Linked DNA regions of Mus musculus: regions 2 and 3 are each linked to region 1. A link is a loop called in an ENCODE intact Hi-C map of the cell type or tissue named here. Cell type or tissue: gastrocnemius. All regions are shown on one strand.

The links. Peaks named below come from ENCODE experiments on the same cell type or tissue, not always from the same donor. Only the 100,000 strongest peaks of a DNase experiment are listed, where the experiment ranks them.
Region 2: it touches region 1 in a loop (2.9-fold over the local background); 28 of 42 quality-filtered maps call a loop at or near these places.
Region 3: a loop joins it to region 1, with 4 times the contacts of the local background. A loop is called at or near these places in 24 of 42 quality-filtered maps.

Annotation. Positions count from the first base shown.
Region 1 is chr10:44,457,284-44,465,283 of GRCm38, forward strand. Prdm1 (PR domain containing 1, with ZNF domain) reads right to left here and starts at 1,465. Exons shown (of 7, transcript NM_007548.4): 1 at 1,184-1,465. The coding sequence starts at 1,225. In gastrocnemius, CTCF peaks have their summits at 1,373 and 3,019; DNase peaks (open chromatin) are centred at 146, 1,439 and 3,002; H3K4me3 peaks cover 2,915 bases; H3K27ac peaks cover 2,173 bases.
Region 2 is chr10:44,325,133-44,333,132 of GRCm38, forward strand. The region is part of intron 6 of Atg5 (autophagy related 5); the gene reads left to right. Among named protein-coding and RNA genes, the nearest start is that of Mir1929, 31 kb to the right of the region's middle. In gastrocnemius, a CTCF peak has its summit at 3,404 (motif pointing right); a DNase peak (open chromatin) is centred at 3,404; H3K27ac peaks cover 469 bases.
Region 3 is chr10:45,040,778-45,048,777 of GRCm38, forward strand. No RefSeq gene overlaps it. Among named protein-coding and RNA genes, the nearest start is that of Gm40639, 20 kb to the left of the region's middle. In gastrocnemius, a CTCF peak has its summit at 4,709 (motif pointing left); a DNase peak (open chromatin) is centred at 4,689; H3K4me3 peaks cover 332 bases; H3K27ac peaks cover 443 bases.

The DNA.
Region 1 (8,000 bases):
GGCGCTGCCTGCGTCTGAATGAAGCTAAAAATGGAAAACACGTGTGGTGCAGGAGCGGAACCCAGTCTGCCTTTTCCAAATGGGGAAAACTGAACTTTCCCACCAGCTCCCTAGCGAAGCAACTTTCAAAACAACTAGGTCCCCTCCCTCTGCCGCGCGCGCGCGCGCGTTCAGTCTCTTTCATCCTCCAGCAGGCAAGCCTGAGAGGGGTTGCATCCTGCCAGCATCCTTGAGTACCAGCCTTCCCGAGCTCCCATGGACCACAGGAAAAGAAAAATTGGGGAAGAGGGAAACACCCAGCAGTTTTGTTTGTTTTTTTAATCCGTGGGCATCTCGAGCCAGATAGAAAAATTAAAAACAAAACATATTAAAAAAAAAGTCAATAGAATTCCCTGAAGAGAATTCCTTTAGGAGCCCTCAGCCACAAATAGCACTTTCTATTTAAATGTGAAAGTGCATGAATTCCCAGAAGTCACTGAAGTGGCACAGTTTACTGTAACTAAAGTTATACAGAAGACTTGGGGATCCTCCTCTTATCTGCCCTCGGAAAAAGTCCTTTCCAAAGAGGAAAAGCAAGAAAGATAAAACAGCCTCTGCAACGTATTCCCACATAGACGCCGCAGATAAAAATTAGGAATAAGGATAACCATGTTAGAACGCGCGCTTGTGAAAATGTAAACACAGTACAGCGGGAGTCCCTCTCCGGAGCTGGTCTTTACAATTCGTCCCTAGATAGGACGCTCCGAGAAGGGGAAAGATGCTTACTTGTCCTTGTCCCGGGTACAACTTAAACTATCTCATTCTTATTTAGTTCCAACATGTAAGGTCATGTGGAACAAACGATGTTAAATACAAGTGAAAACCTAAGTCAACCCGGGATAGTTACAGTAATGTAAAGGCAGCGAGTGGCGAAGCGGACAAGAACCACTACTGAAATTTCAGTGAATTGACAATTATGTCTAGAACTGAAAGGGTTAATGATTCATACGGAGGAAAAAAGTCTTCTAAATGTTTGACAGTGCTCCGCGTACTAAAACAGAAGCGCTGGTTTCTACTGAGGCTTCATTCTTTTTTTTTTTTTAAAAGGGGGAGGGGGGAGAAAAGAAAAGTTAAAAAAAAAAGGAAGAAAGAAAAAGGGATAAAAGGTTTCAAATCGTATTAAAGACAGAATCTGGTTCCTTACCAAGGTCGTACCCACACGTTTTTCCAAGAGAAGATCCAACATCTGAGATAAGCCTCTCTCATGTCCACCCAGTCCACATCCTCCCGCGTCCCTGCCGGGCTGAGCAGTACTGACGCGCACCTCGGCGGTCCCTCCTTTTCTACGGCCGCGGGCCGGGCTCGCTCCGGGCGGACAGGTGCTGCGCGCTGCTCTTGCGTCTCCGCGACACTGGAGGGCCGAGTGTCACTGCAGCAGTGTCTGTGCGAGCGAGCGAGTGAGCGAGCGACTGACTACTCTTCCCCCTCCCTGCCCTGCCGCAGACTTCTTTACCAATACTGACGGTCTGATTCACTCCTACCAGCCGCCGCGATGGGGGCGTGGCCGCACCTGGCCAGCCCAGCCGTGCAGCGTGGGGTTCAGGGCTTCCCCCCACCGACTGCGACCCGCGGCAGCTTCCTCTGTTTGCAAATGGATTTCAACAAGGACTGGGAATCTTCTTACTTCCCTTTGCAGGCGCTTGCCCTCCATGTTTACCCACACTACGATTGTATTCTAAGTCCTCCGGATCGCTAGCTTCCTGTCGCGGCAGAGCGGGGCGGGGTGGGGGACTCCTCCTCAAAAGAAAACCCTAGTCACCTAAACTCGGTGTCTCAATTACAGGATCCGACGTACTTCGAAGGAAAGAGCTAAAGTATTTTGGCAGCACATGCAATACAATTTCGCTGTGTAGTCCTGGAGTCATTGCCAATGAAATAAATATTCTAAGGCGGTTCTCCTCTAGTATTAAACGTATAGGATTTCATTTCTCCTGCTAACTGAATACATTCAGCTTAGGTAGACCTAACTTCCTCCTTTCGACCATTTGGAAATAGGGAAACAGGAAAAAGTTATAATCATATATACTGGTTTTGTTGTCCCTGCCTCTCATGCCCAAACCCACAGCCAGGCTTCCGAGCGTGTGCGTACAATGGAGAGTAGGAATGCTTCCCAGTTAAAAAGGGGATGTTGGGCTGGGGGCAGTGAGTGGAAAGCTGTTGGAGGCAGTAATTAGTGGGGCTCGTTCTGAGCCTGGCCGGCTTTTCCTTCAGCCCCAGTCTGTCTTCTGGAGAAGGAAGGACATCCTGTGATGATGGCATACAATGTCCTGTTTGTTTATTATTAAGAGCGTGGACCTTGCATTCCTGCTTCTCATTACAAAACAAACCAGATGCGGTACTTCCTTCAATGGTCTTTTGCCTTCAGCAGGGATCCTCCAATTCACAGAAACAATGCTGCTAAGGGCCCATTTATAGCCAGCATCCCATCACAGCGACTTTTTAGATCACAGAAACTCAAGTCTTCCCCTTATCTTGCTTGCCTCATCGCAGGTTCCCCTCACCCCCACCCCCATTTTTAAAAATCATCTCTCCCAAAAGTTTACGATGTGGTATCTTTTCTAGTATTCTAAACACACGGGGCATACACACCCACCCACATCCAGATCCACACCCACATTCACACACCCAGACCCAACCTAATGATACCAACTTAGTCATACAATGAAGTGGACATTTGAGTATTTGTTTACAGGAAGAAATGAAACACAGCAAAACAAAAGCCCAACTCAATCATAAAGACAGGCTTGTTCTTCTGTTTTCCTTTCAAGAAACTTTCCCAGAAAAATTTTTTTGGGGGGGAGGGGTGTGTGGAAGGTATCACAGAAAATGATATGTGCATCTAAAAAATCCTTCTACAATTTATGTAGTTCGGAACAATCAAATTTATACCGGGGACAAGAGTAGAATACACTGGGGGGGGGGGGGGGGGTTGTAGGTCCACCTGTTATTTCATTTTCTGCCAGAGGGGGCGCTAGCACCAAGAAGAAACAGGCTGTTAGCTTGCTCTTGTGCCAGGGCTATATACAGAGAAACCCTGTCTCCAAAAACCAAAAAAAAAAAAAAAAAAAAAACCCAAAAAAACCAAACCAAAACAAAACAAAAAAACCCGAATGAACAATTCTTAAGAGTTCTCAGAAAGGTCCAAGTGATAATTAAACAAAAGAAATCCAGCCTCCTGCAGAGGGTTTATTAACCGATGCTGAGTCAGCACCACTATGGACAGAAAAACAATGTAGTCATCTCAGGGTCTGGCCTGCTGCTAGCTGTCTCCACTGCACAGCAGTTAACACGGTTTACCCTGCTTTCCTTTCATGAAAAACTTTGCTCTTGGGGCACAGATACCATGTAAGTGTCAGTGATTCCACCACTGTGGTGTAAAGAAAGAAGCAAAGGGTGGCAGTCAGAGTGGGAAGAGGGCTATTTTAAGCCAAATGTTTGCTTTAATGACTGGAAGATGCCTGTGAATCAACTCATGGTTAATTAATATCAGCCTGGGCTCACCTTCCGAGGTGGCGAAATAGGCTTGAGTCTAGGGAGGACGCAAACATCAAATATCAGTGTGAGGCTCATCCAGGCAACCCTAAAATTAGTTCCAGGTGTTCCAGCTGTGCTGGACAAAGCCATAGGTGAAACCATCAGGAAACAAAAAAACAAAAAACCAAAAAACCAAAAAAAAAAAAAAAAAGGGATAGAGCATCATTGGAGTATAATATCCTTGAAGTATTTGCTCCAGGACAAACGAACACGAGATGAGGGGGAAACAAAACAAACAGTTCCAGGCCAAGTTCTGATGCTGACGGTGGTAGTTAAGGAGAGATAGTGGTATAAGCTAAGATGAAGGGCAAATTCATATTATAGCACTTAGGTAGCGTCCAGAGCAGAACAGCTAAGCAGGGCCTGACTGTGGGCTGAGCGCCACCCAGCACCCTCCAAAGGCTGGAGCCCCGCACTCCCGGATGTGGACACTAAAGCTAGGAGACCAGGAGGTGCTAGTGCCTGTGCACAGCACAAAGAACTGAAGTGGCCATGGTCTGGAATCCTAAGTATTAAAATATTCCTTCTAGGAGCTGGAGAGATGGCTCAGTGGGTAAGAACACTGACTGTTTGTTCTTCTGAAGGCCCTGAGTTCAATTCCCAGCAACCACATGGTGGCTCACAACCATCTGATGCCCTCTTCTGGGGTGTCTGAACACAGCTACAGTGTACTTACTTACATATAATAAATAAATCTTTTTTTTTTTTTTTTTGTTTTTTCGAGACAGGGTTTCTCTGTATAGTCTTGGCTGTCCTGGAACTCACTCTGTAGACCAGGCTGGCCTCGAACTTAGAAATCCGCCTGCCTCTGCCTCCCAAGTGCTGGGATTAAAGGCGTGCGCCACCACCGCCCGGCAATAAATAAATCTTTTAAAAAATATTTCTTCTAAGCAACACGCTGGATACAGTTTTGGTCGGTTTTTTTTTTTGTTGTTGTTGTTGTTGTTTTTTGTTTTGTTTTTTCATTTTCTCCAGTGTCAGGACACCCCAATCTCAGCAGCTGTCTTCATTCATCTGTGAAATGGTAGCCCATCACAATCCCAATAGCTATGTTCTCTGAAAGCCCCGTCCCTTTCTTTTGATGCATCAGCAAACCCACCATTCGTTCAGTTTCAGCTCCTGGGCCAGGTTCCCCGCCCCTTTAGTCTTTGGGTAGGTTGGGAATCACTCTGTAGGCGGCCAGATGACTATGAGCAAAACGACTATAGTAGCTGCTATTGCGGCACGGAGGGAACCTGAGCACCAAATCTGGAGACTGGACTCCACTTGGGCTTAAAAAAGTTTTTTTCCCCTAAGGAAAGTAAGAAAAAAAAAAAAGGGATAAAATATGCTCAAGATGAAACGGGTTTTCATTTTCTAATTCAACTCCTGCTATAGCCAAACAAGGTCAATGACAGGCTAACCACATCAATAGATCACCCCCCACCCTCTTCCCCACTCCCTACTCACCCACCCACCCTCAACCCCCCACACCCATTTCCCACTTCCTGTAAGCTAGGCATCTTCATGCTGGTAAACATTTGGGGACCAACTGTAAGCCTGAGCCTTAGAGAGGGGCACTGTGGCTTCGAAGCCCTCCCACATGTCTCAAAGCCGGGCTGAGAACTGGAGGGGCACTTGGCTTTTAAACTTTAACAGCCTTTTCAACTCTAGTCAACCGGGCTTGGCTTCTCTGGGCTGCCTTCCATTTTTAAAAGCCGGACAAGAAGAGCAAGTTATGTGTGTGAGTGAGAGAGAATGTATGTATGACACATGCTGTGTTACAACGCCGCGTGTGTGTCATGGGTGTGATATGTGTATGATATGTTTCAATGGTGTGTTAAATCAATCTAAAAATAGCATAAGCTTCCTTTGCGTGACACATAACTCACCCCTCCCCCCAACTAGGACAAACATTGTCAGGGCCTAGACTTGGGAATGGTGATCCTAGCGGCCTGTGGGATGGTAGAGGATGATGTCACTGTTTTGACTTCCTAAAGAAGAGAAACAAAGATTAAGTAAATTAAAGCAGAGCTCTCTTCTCGTAATGTAACAAAGATAAGCACTCTCCTAAGGTCGGTAAAAACTTTCAAGATGGCTGCCATGTCAGGATGCCTCAGCATATTTTGGTCCTGTCACAGTTCTGGTTTTATCTGATTATCCACATACTTTTAAGTTATTTATTCAGTTGAACATCCACCAACTTAACAAATAGTGCCAACAGTAACCATCGTGTCCCTGGCAAACGGGGAAAACCACTGTGGGTTTCTAAGATCTGATTGCCTTTCTAACTATGTTTTTATTATAGTGATTCAGACATGAGAGGGATCTTAACTCCTGAAAAAGGCTGTGGGAAAAGCAATCATTTCTGAACCCAGAAGACATCTATCCTGAATTTGGTGGGAAAAGGAATGAGCCTGAACTAAGACGAGCCAGGGCAGGGATGCTTAGGGAGAGAGAGGCAGCAGGGCAGGTGCACGCTCATGGGCACTTTCCTTGAAAAATCTTCTCTCAGAGTCTGAGGGAGGAAGGATAGCTTCCACATCAGTGAGAGCCTGGGACCAAAGTACACCTCTCTCTTTCAGTGAGAGGAGAGGCCTCACAGCAAGGAGAAAGGCTCACAGTGGAGAGAAAAAGACATCGGTGTACACAAAGCCTTGGGCTCAATTCCTAGCACAGCACAAAGCAAACAAAGTAACATACGCCTATAATCTCCACCTGGGGGTGTTGAGGCAGGAAGATAAAAAATTGAAGGTCATTTTCAGCTACAAAGCAGGTTAGCCTAGCATAGAGGCTCTGTCATGGAGGCAAAAGGGTGTGTGTGTGTGTGTGTGTGTGTGTGTGTGTGTGTGATGACTACGCCTCATCCTTTCTAAGGGAAGATTGCAGATGGTAGAGGATGTGTCTCTGTGTGTGTATGCATGCATTTGCTTGATAGTACATATGTGCACTCAATTTCTCCAGGAGTTAGAAGCAGATAAAGAGAACTAAAGAAGTAGTCATGAGTTCTAGAATCACTGACCCCTGTCCCACACATAAATTCTGCTCCAAGGGGTGTAGTTCTTTACCTGAGCTGAATATCAGATTTAAGACAAAACCCCATTTCCCTGCCAGGTAAGCTGTGGACCAGCTTTGCAGAAGCTTAGGACGCACATGCTTCCTGGCTCTGCTCATGGTGACAAGATCTCACCTGCAACCATGACCCTTGGGGGATGGCAGCTCACCGGCATGCCTACTGCCTAGGAAAACAACCTTACAACTTGTGGAGGCCAAAACTCAAGAGTTCCGACTATCACACCAAGCTTAGAGAGCAGGAAGGAAGTCCTTTTACGTTAGGCCTGGAGTCTGGAGACAACTGACTAGTTCTTCAAATACTGCCTTTCCCACCTGAGAGGCTGAGGGGTAATAGAGGAAACAGAGAACAATAGTATTACAATAACAGGCCTCGTCCAATAGACACCTTATCTTCTGAAAAAACCTTTCTACTATTGGCTGCATATAAGCCTGATAACCCTTTTAACAGGAAGAGAGTGAGGGGGCTTTGACCCATCAGCCCTGACAAAGAGAGTGGGAGATTCTGAAGCCATCAGCCTGGACTTATCTGCTCACCATCTACAGCCCATTGTTTCCTGAAAGGGCCTACCAGGGAAGCTAGGTGCCTATTAATGTTCAATAGCCATCTTCCTTCCCCGTGAAGGTGCACCTGTGGGGACCTTAGAATGGGATCCACCACAGAGAAAGTAACAGCTTGGTGTTTGTAGGTAGGCTTCCCAGAGCTCCTTTGAAAAGAGCAGACACTGGTTTTTAGGAGAGCTAAGCCCACAACGGAGGGCCATTAAAAGTATTAGAGTGTACACTGCCACCAGGATCCTCCAGAGGAGAGCTGGGCTCTGACAATAGACAATTAAAGCTGATAAATCCAAGCTACTTGCTGCAGGTCTAATTCCTCCTAATTGTATTCAGGGATGAAGCAAGCTTGTCTAATCTCCCAAGTACCTGACCTATTTCCGAAACGATCTTCCCAGCCTTCCGTTTCTTCCCATCTGGACCCTGTTCCCTCTTCTACGATGCCCCTCTTCCCCCTGGCCTGAATGTGAAGGAGGACAGTAAAGGGTGGTGGGAAGAGGGCAGAGGCTGCATTCAAATCAGTGTCTCGGAGGGCCCCGTCACTGCACTAATAGGTAACAGCTAAACATGCTTTTGGGCTGGTCAGCGATTACACTGCATTTTGCTTTAGTAGGTTCAACAAGTGGCACGAAGCACTCCTAGGATCCCACTGCCAGCTCCCAAGCGTGCATGGTCCCAATGATTCTGCATATAGCTGAAGTCTCACTGATTGTGCTAATAGCCGCTGCTCAGAGCAAAGGTTCGCTTCATCCAGCATTCCAATGAGTTCTGCCCAACAAGAGCATTTGGAATGCCAGAGAACCTTAGAGACCCACTCAAAG
Region 2 (8,000 bases), 130 kb before region 1:
TGGTCATCTGACAATTTCAAAAGATTCTTTAAATGCCTAGAATAGTACATCTCTCTGTTCTCTCTCGTGTGTGTGTGTGTGTGTGTGTGTGTGTGTGTCCACGCGCGTATGTGCTTGCTTGTGTTGCATGACTAAAGTATGCAAACAACCAGTGTATAAGCTGGCTTTCCTTTTTATATGAAGATAAAGTCACCACAGACATGAGTGCAGTTCTGTTCCGTGTCTGTTTCTTCTAGATTACCATTGATGTGTTGGGGCCTTTATACCAGTTCAGTTTCTTATTTCTAGATTTTCCTATTCAATTTTTTTGACTAACTTGTTTGCTATTGCTGTTGTCTTCTAGTAGCTATGAAGTTTTAAAACTTTTTTTCACTGAGTAAGCTTGATGTCTGACCAGATAAATCCTAGGACAGACAAATGACAGTTTTCTGAGAAAGAACTCAGCCCCATTCTGGCCCTTCCTCTAGTGACAATGCTGCCATGATCCCAGGCCGAGGACGCACATGGCCCACTGGGAAGCTTTGGCCTGAGGTGGAATCTCAGAAAGCTAAAGTGGGATGACGTCTCTGGAAACAGATGTTCCCTGAGCTGTTGCAAGAGCAAGTTAATTTTAAGAAACACTGGTTAGTGTTTTAGTTTTCTTCTCTTGTGTGAAGAACCCTGACAGAAGCGTCGTTTGGGAAGGAGGAAGGCTTCTGACTCGCAGTCTAGGGTTCAGTGCTTCATGGTGGGAAAGTGAAGGCAGCTGATTGCATCACATCCACAGTCAGGAATAGAGCCGTGAGCTCCTGCTGCTGCTCCTACCTCAGTTAGAGCAATGAACCCAAACCCCACAGGCATGCCCAGAGGCCAGTCTCCATGGTGACGGCCCATTCTAACCACAGCAGTGTTCTCCTTGCTTGGTGGAGAGGTCATGTGATAGGCCGACACTCCATTACTGAAGAAGGCATCTCTACTACCTCTAAGGCTTGATGAATGGATTTTGTAGAAATTTGGAGAAAACGATAAAGATGAAGTGTTTCCTAGAGTTTTTTTTGTTCTTGTTTGACTGGAGTGAGGAGTTATTTTAAGACAGTGTCTGACTGTAACCCTGACCAGCCCATAAGTTGCTGTGTGTTGGCATTGAGCTCTGTCTCTGGAATTGAAGGTGTACATGCCTGGCTGCTATCTCTGTTAATGATTTCTAAAGTGCAAAACGTTCCACTGAGTACTCGACCTTAAGGATAAGAGTCGGGCTGGAGAGGTGGCTCAGCAGTTAAGAGCACTGGCTGCTCTTCCAGAGGTCCTGAGTTCAATTCCCAGCAACCACATGGTGGCTCACAACCATCTGTAATGGGATCTGATGCTGTCTTCTGGTGTGTCTGAAGACAGTGACAGTGTACCCACATACATGAAGTAAATAACTAAATCTTTAAAAAAAAAAAAAAAAGGAAAAGGAAAAGAATAAGAGTCTGTCATGTTAGATGCCCAGGGATTGCCTTCTCTACCAACCTGCAGCTTATAGCTAATGCCCCTACCCTGGACAGTCTGAAAGAATAACCCTGTAGCATGGAGCATGGCCGTGGTTAAAATAGAGAGGCTTCAAGCCATGCAGGACTGGGATCTCAGGCTTGGAAAGCAAGTTTCAGGACAGAGCAGGCCAGCTGTTCCCAAGCTGTGGTTCACAATCCTATGGGGGGGGGGGGGGTCACATATCAGATAGCCTGCATATCAGATATTTATATTACTATTCATAACAGTAGCAAAATTACAGTTATGAACTAGCAATGAAATGATTAAATAGTTAGGGGTCACCACAACATGAGGAACTATACTAAAGGGTTGCAGCATTAGGAAGGTTGGGAAACACTTGGGCACTTATGTCTCATTTCTGGATCTTCTTCATCTAAAAAACTCTGATTGTAGTATTTTGTTACTGTGGAGATGAAATGCGCCTGCTTCACTGTAATGTCTCAGAATGCTTGGTGTGGAAAAGAGGTACAGATGCTATCTAATCAGCTGTGCACTGGGCAAGTTGAGTTACCTTAGATCATACTATTGTTGCAAATTAATGTTTGTCAGGCTTTCTGTATTTCTGGCGAGTGGAATACGTGTGATGAGTTGTTCATGACACGAGGCTGTGTGTGCGCTGCTGTATTTGTAGTGTCTACCACAAGCAGCGTAAGCCTGTGCTTCCGTTTCCTCTTTCTTTCCCTGCAAGTCCGCAGACTCGGGACTCTGGAGTAAGTTTTGTTCACTTTCTTTGACTCACTCATTCTAATGTCCCAGAACAACCTGCCTTAAGTCTCAGCTTTCCATTTGCATCTTACCCCTTCCTCCTCACAGAACTTGTCATGGTTCCTGTAGAACTAACTGCCTGCTGTGTTTCTTTCCCTCCAAACGATAGCTTTTTATTTTGTTTTTGAGACTGGTTTGCTCTGTAGCCAGGGTTGCCTTTGATCTCTCCTGCCTCAGCCTTGTTCAGTACTGGGACCAAGTCCGTGTCCCACCACACACAGCTGGCATATGGATGTTTGTTTTGGTGATAATTTTGATATTATATATTAGCTATCTAGCATCTAAATCACATGGTATTGTTTAAAACTGGACTGTTTGGGGGGCTGGAGTTAAGAGCACTGACTGCTCTTCTGATGGCTCTGAGTTCAAATCCCAGCAACCACATGGTGGCTCACAACCATCCTTAATGAGACTCCCTCTTCTGATGTGTCTGAAGACAGCTACAGTGTACTTGCATATAATAATAAATAAATCTTTGGGCCAGAGTGAGCAGGGCCGGAGAGAGCAGAGGTCCTGAGTTCAATTCCCAGCAACCACATGAAGGCTCACAACCATCTGTACAGCTCAGGCATAAAATAAATAAATAAATCTTTAAAATAAAAATACTGGACTGTTCTATTTTCTTACCTGGTTAACTTCTCTCACAGGGCCTTTAACCTCACCTTACCATCTCTTCTGGCTAATCTTTCCCAATCTTTCACCTGTGCTGTATATAGGTTAATTCTTTGCTCTTATCTTAGGTATTTCTCCTTTGCCATGACAGAAACTAGGAGTCTGACATCTTAACACTGATTTTGACCTAAAAAATGACTTGCTCAGTGTCCAGCTGGTTACCTGCTGCACGACTGAACCTGGGCCTTCGTATCTTCAGCTTTCCCTTGTCCTTGTAATGCAGGCAGTGGTTTTTATTATCTCCCCCAGTTCATTCTGTTGAAGTGTGTGTCGATTTTCTGGATTTAGTCGATTGCTGAGGAAAAGAACTGACTTCCTTTGCATCTTGATAGCTGTTATAGACAGTGTCTTACTGCTAGGAGGGATTGAATAATGATTTTAGTGTCGTTTTAAAACATATCTGAATCTTATATTCTCTGTTCCTTGTAAAATAAGTGGGTAAATTGAGGCCTGCAGGGGGCAGTCCAACACAGCAGGTTTTTAATGTATTTAGTAATCTCAGATGGTTTAGAGTTAAATTCCTTCCTGTGGGGAAAAGTTTGTAAGGGAAGCAAATTATACATGAATAACAGTAATTGCTAACATTTATTTTGTATTTTTTAAGGCCAGGTACTGTCTTAACTATTCTACATGTGTTTATTCCCTTATGTGTTCATATTTTCTATACAGATGAGATCATTAAGAGATACTCTAGGCCCTGATACTCATGGCTTCATCCACCTGGTGATTAGGAAGCCAGGGATTTGAGCAGAGACAGTGGAGCCTCTCGGCAGAGCCTGTTCTCTTTCATGGGCTGTTGGTTCATTTCTTTGGTTTTCTTAGCCTGTCGTTGCTTCTTATTTGAAATTCAGTTTGTACACGTGTATACTATCCCTCCCATTCTGTGGCTCCCAGCCCTCAATCCCCTTTCTTCTAATAGAGAAAAGTCACAAACAGTGTGAAGAAACTGAAGCAGAGCTAAAACTTTGGAACCCTCTCTTCGTTACAGAAAATTTCTATCTACCAAGTAGGCAATTTTTATTGATCCCATTAAGTTCAATTTTAGAAATAGAATGAGTGCCATTGCTTGTATCTATGTATAAGACGATCTGCAGTAACCTTGAAGCCTCAGTCATTAATATGTCATCTTAAAAGGAATTGTAAAGGAAACTCTTTCAACAGTTTCACTAAGAATTTCTTGGTTGTAAGAAACAGTATTGGGAGATGAGGTGATCCAGCAAGGAAAAGCACTTGCCATCTAAGCCTGTTAGCCAGAGGTTAATCCCTGTGACCACCACGTACATGTCACAGCACACATGCACACACACATCCATGCTGTCAGTTACTGGTATGTCTTTCTCTTTTATCATGATAGTTTCACCTCTCCTTTCTGAGAATTTGATTAAAATAGTAAGAACAAGGTCATTTTAAAAAATTGATTGGTGGTACTTATGTTAAATGTAACACACTTTAAAATGTTCACACTGTTGAAAATAGAAGTGTGTGTAGTATTTACCACCACAAAATAGAAAGCTGTCACCTATCAGACCTTACACCTTACAAGGTTGTGTTGGTTCCTGATGTTTGAGGTGACTGGTTCAGTGACTAACTTTAGTTCTCCCAGCATTCCCGGACATATAGCCTCCAGTTGCCTGAGTTGCCCACTACTCTTAGTATGACCTTGACAGTAACAATCCTATCTTAAATGCCAGCAAGATTTTGCTGAAAGGACCCCATATAGCTGTCTCATATGAGGCTATGCCAGTGCCTGGCAAATACAGAAGCGGATGCTCACAGTCAGCTATTGGATGGAAAACAGGGCCCCCAATGGAGAAGCTAGAGAAAGCACCCAAGGAGCTGAAGGGGTCTGCAACCTATAGGAGGATCAACGACATGAACTAACCAGTACCCCCAGAGCTCGTGTCTCTAGCTGCATATGTAGCAGAGGATGGCCTAGTCAGCCATCACTGGGAAGAGGCCCCTTGGTCTTGCAAACTTTATATGCCCCAGTACAGGGGAATGCCAGGGCCAAGAAGTGGGAGTGGGTGGGTAGGGAGGGCAGCAGGGCAGGGGGAGGGTATAGGGAACTTTCAGGACAGCATTTGAAATGTAAATAAAGAAAATATCTAATAAAACAAGGGAAAAAAAGAATTGGGATTAAAAAAAAAAAACTGGTTTAAAAAAAAAAAACCAAGGCAAACACATTGTAGTCCTGTCCTAAGCAGAAACTGTAGCACTCAATGCAACTTTGTAGACAGGAGCTAAAGATGCCAGCACTAACTGTTCATTCTATTTTCCCTAAATAATTAAAAATATACTTATGGTTAAAGTATTTAAGATTTTATATTTTCTTCTCTCATTTAATGGGATATGATTGGTATTCTTAATGTATATAATATATAAGAGCAGTCTTAATATCTCACACTGTTTAGAAGGAGTTTTATACAGTAATTTATCCAACCATATCACCTTTATGTTTCAATATCACTAGATGGCCTTCCTAACGTGTCATAAAATTTTATATTCTTAAAAAAAAAATCCTATCTTAAGTCACTTAACCTTAACATTCACAACTATCCCAGCTGGTCAGCTGGTTTCTTCGTCACGTGGGACTTCCAGTGTTCTGAAACTGTACGCAGTGCTAGCATTGGGATGCTGCTCCTCAGATGATCCTTCAGCCTGCTGACAGCTCTGTGCTGTCAGAAATCTGCTTAATCACTTATTAGTTTCAGTAGGGAAAACTGCCTTCTAATTTTCCCCCTGCTCTTCTCATAAGTAATTTTCATATAGCACGCAGAGCACACACCTGTCTGCTGAAAGCAGATTGCCAGGCTTTGGTTCTTAGCAGTGGTTCCTTCTTTTGGGGAAATATGAGAGTTGCTTTTGGTAGAATTACTCAGACTTTAAAAATACCTATCTGCTAATACTTTCAAGTAGGTTGTATGTAGGGTGCTCACTTAGGAATACTAGAAGAGAAATCAACTTAAAGAGAACAAAGCAGGCTGGAAGTGTAGATCAGTGTGGTAGAGCATGTGCTTAGCACACCCAAGGACCAAGTTACTTCCCCAGTACCACTCATACACACACACTTGCAGACATGCAAAGTAAGCCAAAGCAACTTGTATTCTTTCTGATTGAGCCTATTTATAGATAGATAGATAGATAGATAGATAGATAGATAGATAGATAGATAGATAGATAGATTGATTTATATATAGATATATACATATATGTGTGTCTTATAAAAATATATGACAGTGTTGTTGAGTCACATCCATTTAGAAATATTTGTATTTATTCTTGAACAGTTACACACACACACACTCATATATATGTATGTGTGTGTGTGTGTGTGTGTATATATAAATAAATAATGTACCTTGACTATATCCACCCAAGCTCTCCTCCTGTCCCACTCTGCTCACACACCCCCAGTATGTGTCCCTCCTACCCTGGTGTCCTCCAGTTTGGAGTCCAGTTTTTGCTGCCTGCATCACACACCTGAAGAAAAGTGACCCCTTGTCCTAGTGCCCATCAGTGGTTAGTAGCTCCTCAGCTGGGGTGGAGCTGCACAGCCCTTCCCCATCCATGCTGGCATCACTGGTTAGGTTGACCTTGAGAATTGTGACTGCACTGAAGTCAGAGTGCACAGCTGCGTCATGACCAGCAGACAGTGTTTCCTCATCCTCTCTGCTGCTTAGCATTTTCCTGTCACTCTTCCAGGACGTTTCCTGGGGTTTCTGGAAGTAGATTTATAGGTGTCTCAGCTATGTACTGACTGCTCCCTACTGTAGAAAGCAGCTTCTCTGACAGGCTGAAAGCAGCACTGATCCATAGGTATTCTCATAAATATTTAGAAGGCAGTTTGACCATGTGTTTGTTTAGCACAAACTGCGGTTGTGTTTCCCTCCTGTCCTGCTTAGGGTTTCTCCTGCAGTGGAAAAACAACAGGGCCATACCTACCTTCATCTTACAGTTCCACGTCCAGTCCGTCATGGAAGGAGTGCAGGGATGCATCTACCTACAGCAGTCACTAATCAAAGACATGCTACACAGCTTCCCCACAGGCCAGTGTGGCGGGGTCATTTTCTCAGCTGAGGTTCTCTCTTCACAACTTCTGTATCCCTAGGGACTGTGACCTCCCTGCCTATGGATTTTTATCTAGGTTGTAAACCAGCCATGGATCTCTCCTATGCACCAGGCCTCAGATGCAGTCAGAAAGCAAGTGGTTATTCCTGTAGTAGTCAGACCACTGGTTAATATTTGTAGGGGTTGTGCTTATTGGTTTTCAAGGATTTTAGGTTTGTTTTGTGGCCCATGCAGATTGTTTCAGTACATATGCATGTGGCCAGAGCAACATGTGTGCATAGATTATGTTGATCATGAATCAACTCTGACAGCCATACATGAAGCCATTACCTAGGCAGATGCTTCTTGGCGGTTTTAATGAATTAACATTTTAATCCTTCATAAGTAAATTTAGTCTGATATGAATATTCTATTGTATTATCTGAGTTGTATGCCTTGGAAGCTGAAATGTTTATAATGATGTAGAGAATAATATATTTTTTTAATTTTTTATTAGATATTTTCTTTATTTTCCTGGTTTCCCCTCTGAAAACCTCCTATCCCCTCTCTCCTCCCCTTGCTCACCAACCCACCCTCTCCCACTTCCTGGCCCTGCCTTTCCCCTTTACTGGGGCATAGAACCAAGGGCCTCTCCTCCCATTGATGACCGACTAGGCCATCCTCTGCTACATATGCAGCTAGAGATAGGAGCCCCACCCACCATGTGATTTCTTTGATTGGTGGTTTAGTCCCAGGGAGCTCCGTGGGTACTGGTTAGTTCATATCGCTGTTCCTCCTATGGGGCTGCAAACCCCTTCAGCTCCTTGGGTACTTTCTCTAGCTCCTTCATTGGGGACCCTGTGTTCAGTCCAATGGATGGCTGTGAACATCCACTTCTGTATTTGTCAGGCACTAGCAGAGCCTCTCAGGAGACAGCTATATCAGGCTCCTGTCAGCAAACTCTTGATGGCATCCACAATAGTGTCTGGGATTCCACTTCACAC
Region 3 (8,000 bases), 580 kb after region 1:
TGCAATGTCCTTTGGTAGTATTTCACAAAAGTGTCAAGGCCATCAAAAATATCAAGTTTGAGAGTCCCTTAAGGAGACATGACTGTCAAGTGTGCTATAGTATACTAGACAGGATCCACCCTGGAGCTGAAGCAAACATGGCAGGTATAAACTAAGGGAATGTGAATAAGGTGTGCTCTTTGACATGGGGGTGTCAATACTGGCTGACTTAGAGACAAACGTGCCACAGGAATATAAGGTATTGGCAATAGGCACAGAGCACACAGGGATTCTTGGTATCATCTCTGCAATTTTTCTATAAACTTAAAACTATTCAGGCAACAAAGGTTACATTTTTTAAAAAATTAAATGAAGTAGGGATAAGAGATGAGCAATTTTGTGTTCCAATTTTAGGGACTGAAAATTTCTTTAAGCATGTAAGTTCTGGTTGTCATGTTATAAATGTTTTATTCCATATGCTTACTCACGATAAGTTTTAGTGCATAAGAAGAATTGTGAATGATGCTTAAATGATGTGCAGTGGACTCGTCTCTTCAAGAATGAGCTAGAAAGGCCCCGTGATGCTGTGGCTGCTTATGAGGAACCTCAACCACAGGCAGATGAGGTGACTCACTTGGGTTCCATCCCCCAACCCATTTAATGGTGGAAGATGAATTGGACCCACAAATTTGACCTCCCCACAAGTGTGGTGGCATGTCCCTGCCCACACACGCCATACTAACATACAATAATATTAAAGTTCTTAAAAATAAACCCAACCATCGCTTTAGCTTATAAATATGGCCACCCACTACATATATACATATAATACATGTAACACACACACACACACACACACACACACACACACACATGCACTCATGCAATCTCTAAAATCTACAACGCATAAACCATGAGGCTCCTCTTCCCTTTGAATAGCCCACTCCCCACTCCAGCCTCTCTTTGGAGTGTTTGCTTTGCAGAATAAACTATTTAAACTGTAAAATAATAATAATAATAATAAATAATAATAATAATAATAAATAACCCCAACCATAATATTGAATGTGCTGAGTCTTACCTCTGCTCATTACTGTACTTGCTTTTAATTTGTTAATTGCTAAGGGTAGATCAGATTAATAGCTATATATTTCTTGACTCTTTGCTTTTAAAAGTGCTCTTTGGCCCTGGGGTGTCAGTGCTGGGGTGCCCAGGCATTTAGCAGCTCATCGTCTGAGTAAGTTTGCAACTTCCAGGAACATGCCAGACAGGGAGGCACTCAGAGTGCCTTCCAGTCACGTATGCCCTCCCCACTCAGTGATTCTACAGGGATGCTAGATCCTAGCTTCAGGGAAAGAGAATTTATTTTCACTTTCTCATTGCTTCTTGGACTGACTCAAGATCTGTGAGGAATGAAGAAACCAAAATGTTTAACTGACTCTACCTTGAAGGAGAGTTACTAGATTTTTTTTAAACACCTTGCCTCTTGAGAACTAAATGACAATTCTAGAGCTACTCGGGCTTCCCGAAAGCCAGTCAGGTCCTCTGGATACTGAGATGCAGCCACTTACAATGGTTAAATTTTTTTTTTTTTTATTTCTTACAAGTCCAGTATCCCTGATCCAGAAAACCCCAAACGCCCCAATTTCTGAAACATTTTGAGGTCCAACATGAAGGTTCAATATACACAGACTTTGTATCACACACAAAATGGTTTTAAATGTGATATTTAAGAACCCCTGATAGCTTGCCATTGCTGTGACTAAATACCTAAGATAAGAATTTAAAACGTGAAGAGATTTATCGTCATGGTTCCAGAAGGTTCAGTCCATTGTCATGTGACCTAATAGCTAGGGCCTCCGGCGAGAAAGAGCCTCATGATGAGAAGTCAAGGAAAGCAACTGACTCATGGGTGCCAGGAAAGAAAGCTCAGGGGAGAAGAGGAGGCTGGGAAAAGGCACTCTTTAAGGGCATGTCCCCAGGGTCCTACTTCTAGCTAGGCCCTACTGCCTAGGCTTCCCACCACCTGCCTGTAGTCCTTTAAGTTGTGGATATATAGTCAGATTAATCCATTGATGGGGTTAGAGCCCTTGGGATAGAATCACTTCTAAAAGCCCCAGGTTCAACACATGAGCCTTGGGTGGGGCTTTTTTTTAATATCTAAACTATAGTTGTGTGTAAGGCATGTATAAAATGTAAGGTATAAAATATGAAAGAGTTTCAAGATTGTACTGGGGTTCTGTCCCTAAGGATATTTCAGTATGAGCTAATATTGAAAAATAAAATACTCAATTCTGAAATACTTCTAATCTGAAGCATAGCAGATAAGTACTAAAGATAATGTGTTTTCACTGAAGGTAAAATACAACCCTCAGTTGAGCAAATTTCTCCTACTCCAGGCTCTGAACGAGAACTCGTAGCTCCTTTGAATCAGCTGACTCACTGCAGGTGTGTCAAAGTAGAAGAGGCAGTTACATTAGCAAATTCACTCATAGATCACGGGCCAGATATCACAGAATCTACTTGATTGCACTCCTTAAATGCAGGCAGTTCAGACCCTCAGGAGGAAATGGGTCAGAGGGTGGGCTATTATGCTGCAGCCTGCTTTCTATTTAATGACGCACTACCTAGCATAGCTGAATGAGTGTACCTTTTAGGCCCACTGACAAGAGTGAGTTCCTTCTAGAGAGAAGGAAAAATCTGTTCTATGGTAAGTGGTGAAAATTACTTGGGAAGAGTCCATGGAGACATTGCCTTTCAAATGCAATGTGATGTTTCACTTAGGGTACACACTAGCCATCCAACAAAAACTAATATCATCAATTTTGCTATACAAGGAGAAATCCCTGGTTTGGAAGAGCAATTTAAAATCAAATACACAATTTCCTTCCAATGTGACTTTCAGATGCTTTCTAGTTGTAGATGTTCAATCGCTAAATACAGAAAAGACTCCTGGGGAGTTGGCAGCTGTAATGTTTTACCTCTCCCACAAGCATCAGCCAATGGGGCTTTTTTTGTAGAAATATAAAGACAACTATCTGGAGGTCCCAGCTATGAAATATGTCTACTACAATGCTTTGAACACTTATTTGTAGTAACATACAGTTGAGTGGTCATAAGCGGCTAGTAGGTGCTTTATTGAACAAGGCCGCTTTAGACAATGGGTTTTATACAGCCTAGAAGTAGCAGGTACATAGCCCTGCCTGAGTGTCACACACACAGCAGCTACAAAAATCCCAAACATAGGACGCAACATCTGTGACTTGATACCAATTATTTTACCATCAAATTCCTTCAACTATCAGCTAGAGATTTGTGACTTAGCTGAGAAATAGGCTTTCTGGCCATTTTTTCCCTGGCATTTATATGAACCACACATTTCTAGACAGCCAACATAGTTGTATCTTTTACTCTTTTGCTTCCTTTGCCTCTTGGCTGCTCTTTAATCTTGGTGATCATTTTGATAATAGCTGATTTAATCTAACATACTTTTATACAGAGAATTTTGTGACGATTCAAATGCTGCCAATAAATAATATGCCATTTTTAGATTAAGGGTGTTGATTATCTTATCCACTAAACTCACGTGATAGGATTAAGTTTCTTTTTGTCCATACTACGTCAGGCTAAGGAAAGAACTAAAGAGCAGTTAACTATCCAAACAGAATCCAAAGTGTTTTATTTTTGTTTAATCTGTCTCTTTAATTTTCAGAGAGTGGTATTATTGAGCATAGTCAGTCACATTTTGTTAATAATATTGAATGAAATGGAATCAAGTGGTATGGTCATATTTGCTTGGTATTTTAAGTCATCTGTGAGTATGCTTAGCATTTTTATTTTTATTTTTTATGGCTTATTTTTATGTGTATGGGTCTTTTGCCTACATATATATTACATGTATGTAGTACCCTTGTAAGCCATAAAAGGGTGCCAGGTCCTCTACAACTGGAGTTACAGATATGAGCCATCATGTGGTGTTGGGACTCAAATCTTTGGACCTCTAAAAGAGCAGGTAGTACTCTTAACCCCTGAGTCATCTCTCCTGCGACCTTGGGCATGTTTAAATCAACATTCTCACGTATTGCAGCAGAACATGGGCTGTAATAATTTCCAAGCTATCAAAGCAGCTATCCATTTAAAATTATGATAAAGAACATGTTAATAAACAAGTTAGAATTTCTATTGTTCAAAAGACTTTGAGGTCATTTCCCTGAACTATGGTAAAATGTAAGCTGAAATAATATTGTAACATTGCTATGCACATGAACTTACACACACCTCATTTGCTATAAATACGCTATACTTAAACCTGAAAAACAAGCTTCTGGTGTTTGTATGTAGTCCAACCTAAATATCCAACCTAAAACCCGCAAAGACATCAAGTACAGACTCCAGACATCACCTTATATGAAGGCTCCAGTATCCTACACACTCTTAAGTAGACAAAATGACCCGGGCGGAAGTAGGAAATTCAATTGTTTATGAAAACATCTTCATTTTTAAGGTATAAAGAAAATGACTGTTCATCTTAAAGCCCTGCCTTTCTATTCAGTTCACAAAAGAGAATCTCCCCCAGCACCCCCGACAGAGTCTTTAATTGGGGTTTCCAACCTCTTATCAGGTTCCAAATGAATAAAGCGAATAAGATGAGTCTGAAGTGCTGCTGCTGCTGGCCCAGGGATTGCTCTTCACACACTGAAAGCTGGAGCTTTGCTGCCCCCTGTTGACCGCAATCACAAATAATAAATCTTGTCCGCAAGTCACAAGCGTCATAGTTTTAAAAGTCTTTCGAACCTGGCCTACTCAACCTTAATTGTTCAAGTGGTAAAAGAACCTAGATTGCAGATCCTAGGAGGAATGTGTGACTTTCTCGGGATCACTGAGAGAGAGGCAAATCCGGGGCTATAAAATACGCTGGGCCGTGGAGCTCAGTGGTTGTTTCCCTTTATCAGTTACTCTCCCCATTGTGTAGGTGCCCTTTACACAACACCGGAAGCACCAGTGTGCCTGGATCCAACAAAGCAACAAGTCATATCCTCAGCCATGTTATAGAGAAACCATTTTACACCTTTCCAAAGTGCTCTAAGCATGGGTTCACTCGCAATGACAGTCAGAGAAGTTAGAGTGTTTCTGAAGAATAAGGCAGGTGGGCCTCAGGTGTCTGACTGCATGGTTGTCTGAAAAAAAAAAAAAGGAGGCTTCGATCCTGATCTTTGGCTTGGATGATCCTGATCTCAGCTTTACATGTGTCAGAGGGTCCGTGCTTGGCTCTAAACGACAAAGAGCTGGAACAGGAGTCAATAAAAATGGTAAGGACCTCTCTACACTTTGGTGGGACTGGGGGTACTGGCTCTCCCTGAGAGTAGAGACAGCTCCTTGGAGTCCTGGGCTGTTTCCCAGGCATTAGCATCCTACTGGGAGGAGAAAGCTCTGCCTTTAGGGGCTTTGTGGGAGCCTGGTCTTTGGAAAGCCAGAACTAGGACAGAGCCTAGTGACACCTGGCTGAGCACATTTATTAGCACACAGTAAATACCACTGATGACACCTGGAATCAATTAAGAAGAGACTCTGAAAGGGGTTTGGAGTCCTTTCTGCTACTGTGATAGTGACCAAGCAAGAGAAAGGCTGTCTGATTTCCATGACCAGAATTAGGCCACAACTCGTCCCTGTTAATTCCACCAGTACAAATACAGTCCTCTCTTGGTATCTTCCGAAGACTGGGTCCAGGCTCCCCACCACTATCCAAGCCCAGGGAAGCAAAAAATTTGCCAGCACTCAGTCCCTTCCACAAAGTGACTGTTTGCATATAATCTGTGCCTGTCTTCCCGTGTGATAATCATCTCTAATTGTGATGTCATAGCTGATACCACAGGAAAGCCATGTAAATGAATGTTTTAATGAATGGCCAGGGCCTAATGACAAGAGAAAGCCTGGACACATTCAATACAGATACAATTGTTTTGGCAAAATGTTTCAATCCACGTTGGTAGAGACTGCTAATATAGAGTCTGCCAATACAGAGCACCGAGTGTACAAGATCCAAAAGTGTGCAGAACTTTAAAAAGGAAAGAGTAATCGCAACAATCCAATCTTAAAAAGTTATTAAATCTTAAGACTGTTAAATCTATGTAAGTTGAGGTATATTATGTATAGGATATGTATTATGTGTCTATAAAGACATTGCCTACCCTTTCTGCCTCTCTAAGGTGTGTGGCAGCCTTGAAGGTGTGAGATGCATCTAAATGGAAGGAGGTGCTCACCTTTTTAACCATTCTTATTTGGTTTGCAATTAGCTGTGGCCCTGCCTTTTCCTTCGGTCAACCTAGCACGAACAAAAGCAACACACAGTTCTTGGTAGAGATTTCTGAGATGTGTTTAGCTGTTTTCTCAAACTGGATGGTCATGGCACACACTGGAGCACTGGATCTGGTCCTTGGCTGACTAAATATGCAGCGAGGCCCTGTGTTACCCGCCCTGGACATAAAACGAAAGAGAGAAACAAACCTTTCCTCATTTAAGCCACTGATACGTGGTTTTTCTAAAACTCCTAATTATATGGCTTCTCCTGCATGCTCTAGTATCCATCTACATCTATGCTACAAGTACAATGTATTTTAAAATCATGCCGCAGGGGTCTGGAGAGTTGGCTCAGCAGTTAAGAGAACTTGCTGCTTTTATAGAGGACCTGAGTTTGATTCCCAACTCGTGTCAGGAAGCTCACAACCACTTGTAACCCCCTCTCCAGTGGCTCTCTAACCTTCACAGGTCCCCACACTCACATACAGAAACCCACACAGACACAGATACACATACATATAATTCAAAATAAAATAAAAAGCATGGTGTGGTGATGGTGGCCCATGCCTTTAACCCCAGCAGGTGGGAGGCAAAGTCAGGCAGATCTCTAAGTTTGATGCCAGCATGGTTTACACAGTGAATTCCACAACAGCCAAGGCTACATGGAGAAACATTCTCTCAAAACAAAAAAACAAACAAAAAAAATCAACCTATCAATCTATCAATAAAGCACCTAATTGAGGTAAATGAAAAGGGAATTCTTGGAAGAGAAGTTTAGGGAAATGCATATATTTTTAAGATGGGCAGTGAGACCGAAAGTACTGCTGTACCCACAGAGACTGCTAGATCTGAATAATGGTTAACAATCAGATCTCTGAGTTCCAGGACAGCCAGGGCTATACAGAGAAACCCTGTCTTGAAAAACCAAAAATCAAAAAACCAAAAAGAAAAAAAGAAAAAAAAAAGGATGGTGATGGTTTTAGGTGATGGAAAAATACTAATCTCTGATCATTACAATGCAAACTAGCATCAGGGAGAACCCATCCCTTGCTTGGATTTCTAGGAGCCTGTATTTTAAATGAAGGCAAAGGAGAGCCCTAGCATTCAGATTATCCTAGACACGTTACCTATGAAACTATTTGCTTGTCTTGATGGCGGAGGACCCTATGAGTCACGAGCGTAGACATATGATCTTTAAACGTCTGAATTTGGACGTAAGCAAAGAGAAACAGAGCCACAGGCAGACAAAGATAAGAGCTTCCTGGTTCCCTGTCCCTTCTTATCTCCGTCAATGTCAGCGTTAGCTGCGAGGCTCAATGAAGAGCCTCCATCTCCAGATCTTTCCTTTGACCACTTTCATCTGCGCCTTACAGTGCTGGGGAGAACACCCTAGACGTGCTGTGGAGTGAAAGGAGCAGGTGACACAGGTGGAGGGAAGAAGCAGCCAAACAATGAAGCCTTTGAAGGGAGCCAGTTTCCTAACAGCAACTAGGGCTAATTAGTACCTGTGCGGGCAGTCACCTCAACTCTCGTTTTAAAACACCCATTCCTCTTTCTTCACCTGCTAGAGAGAAATTCTGAGGACAGCGGCTTGCCGCCCTCCAACCCAGACAGGTCAAACTTCTTTGTCCTTCCTGAGTGCACTGTGAAGAAAGCCGCGACACAAAGGGAATGTTTTTGTTGGCAGTCAGTTCAGAGCATGTTGACATCTCTGTTTTTAACAA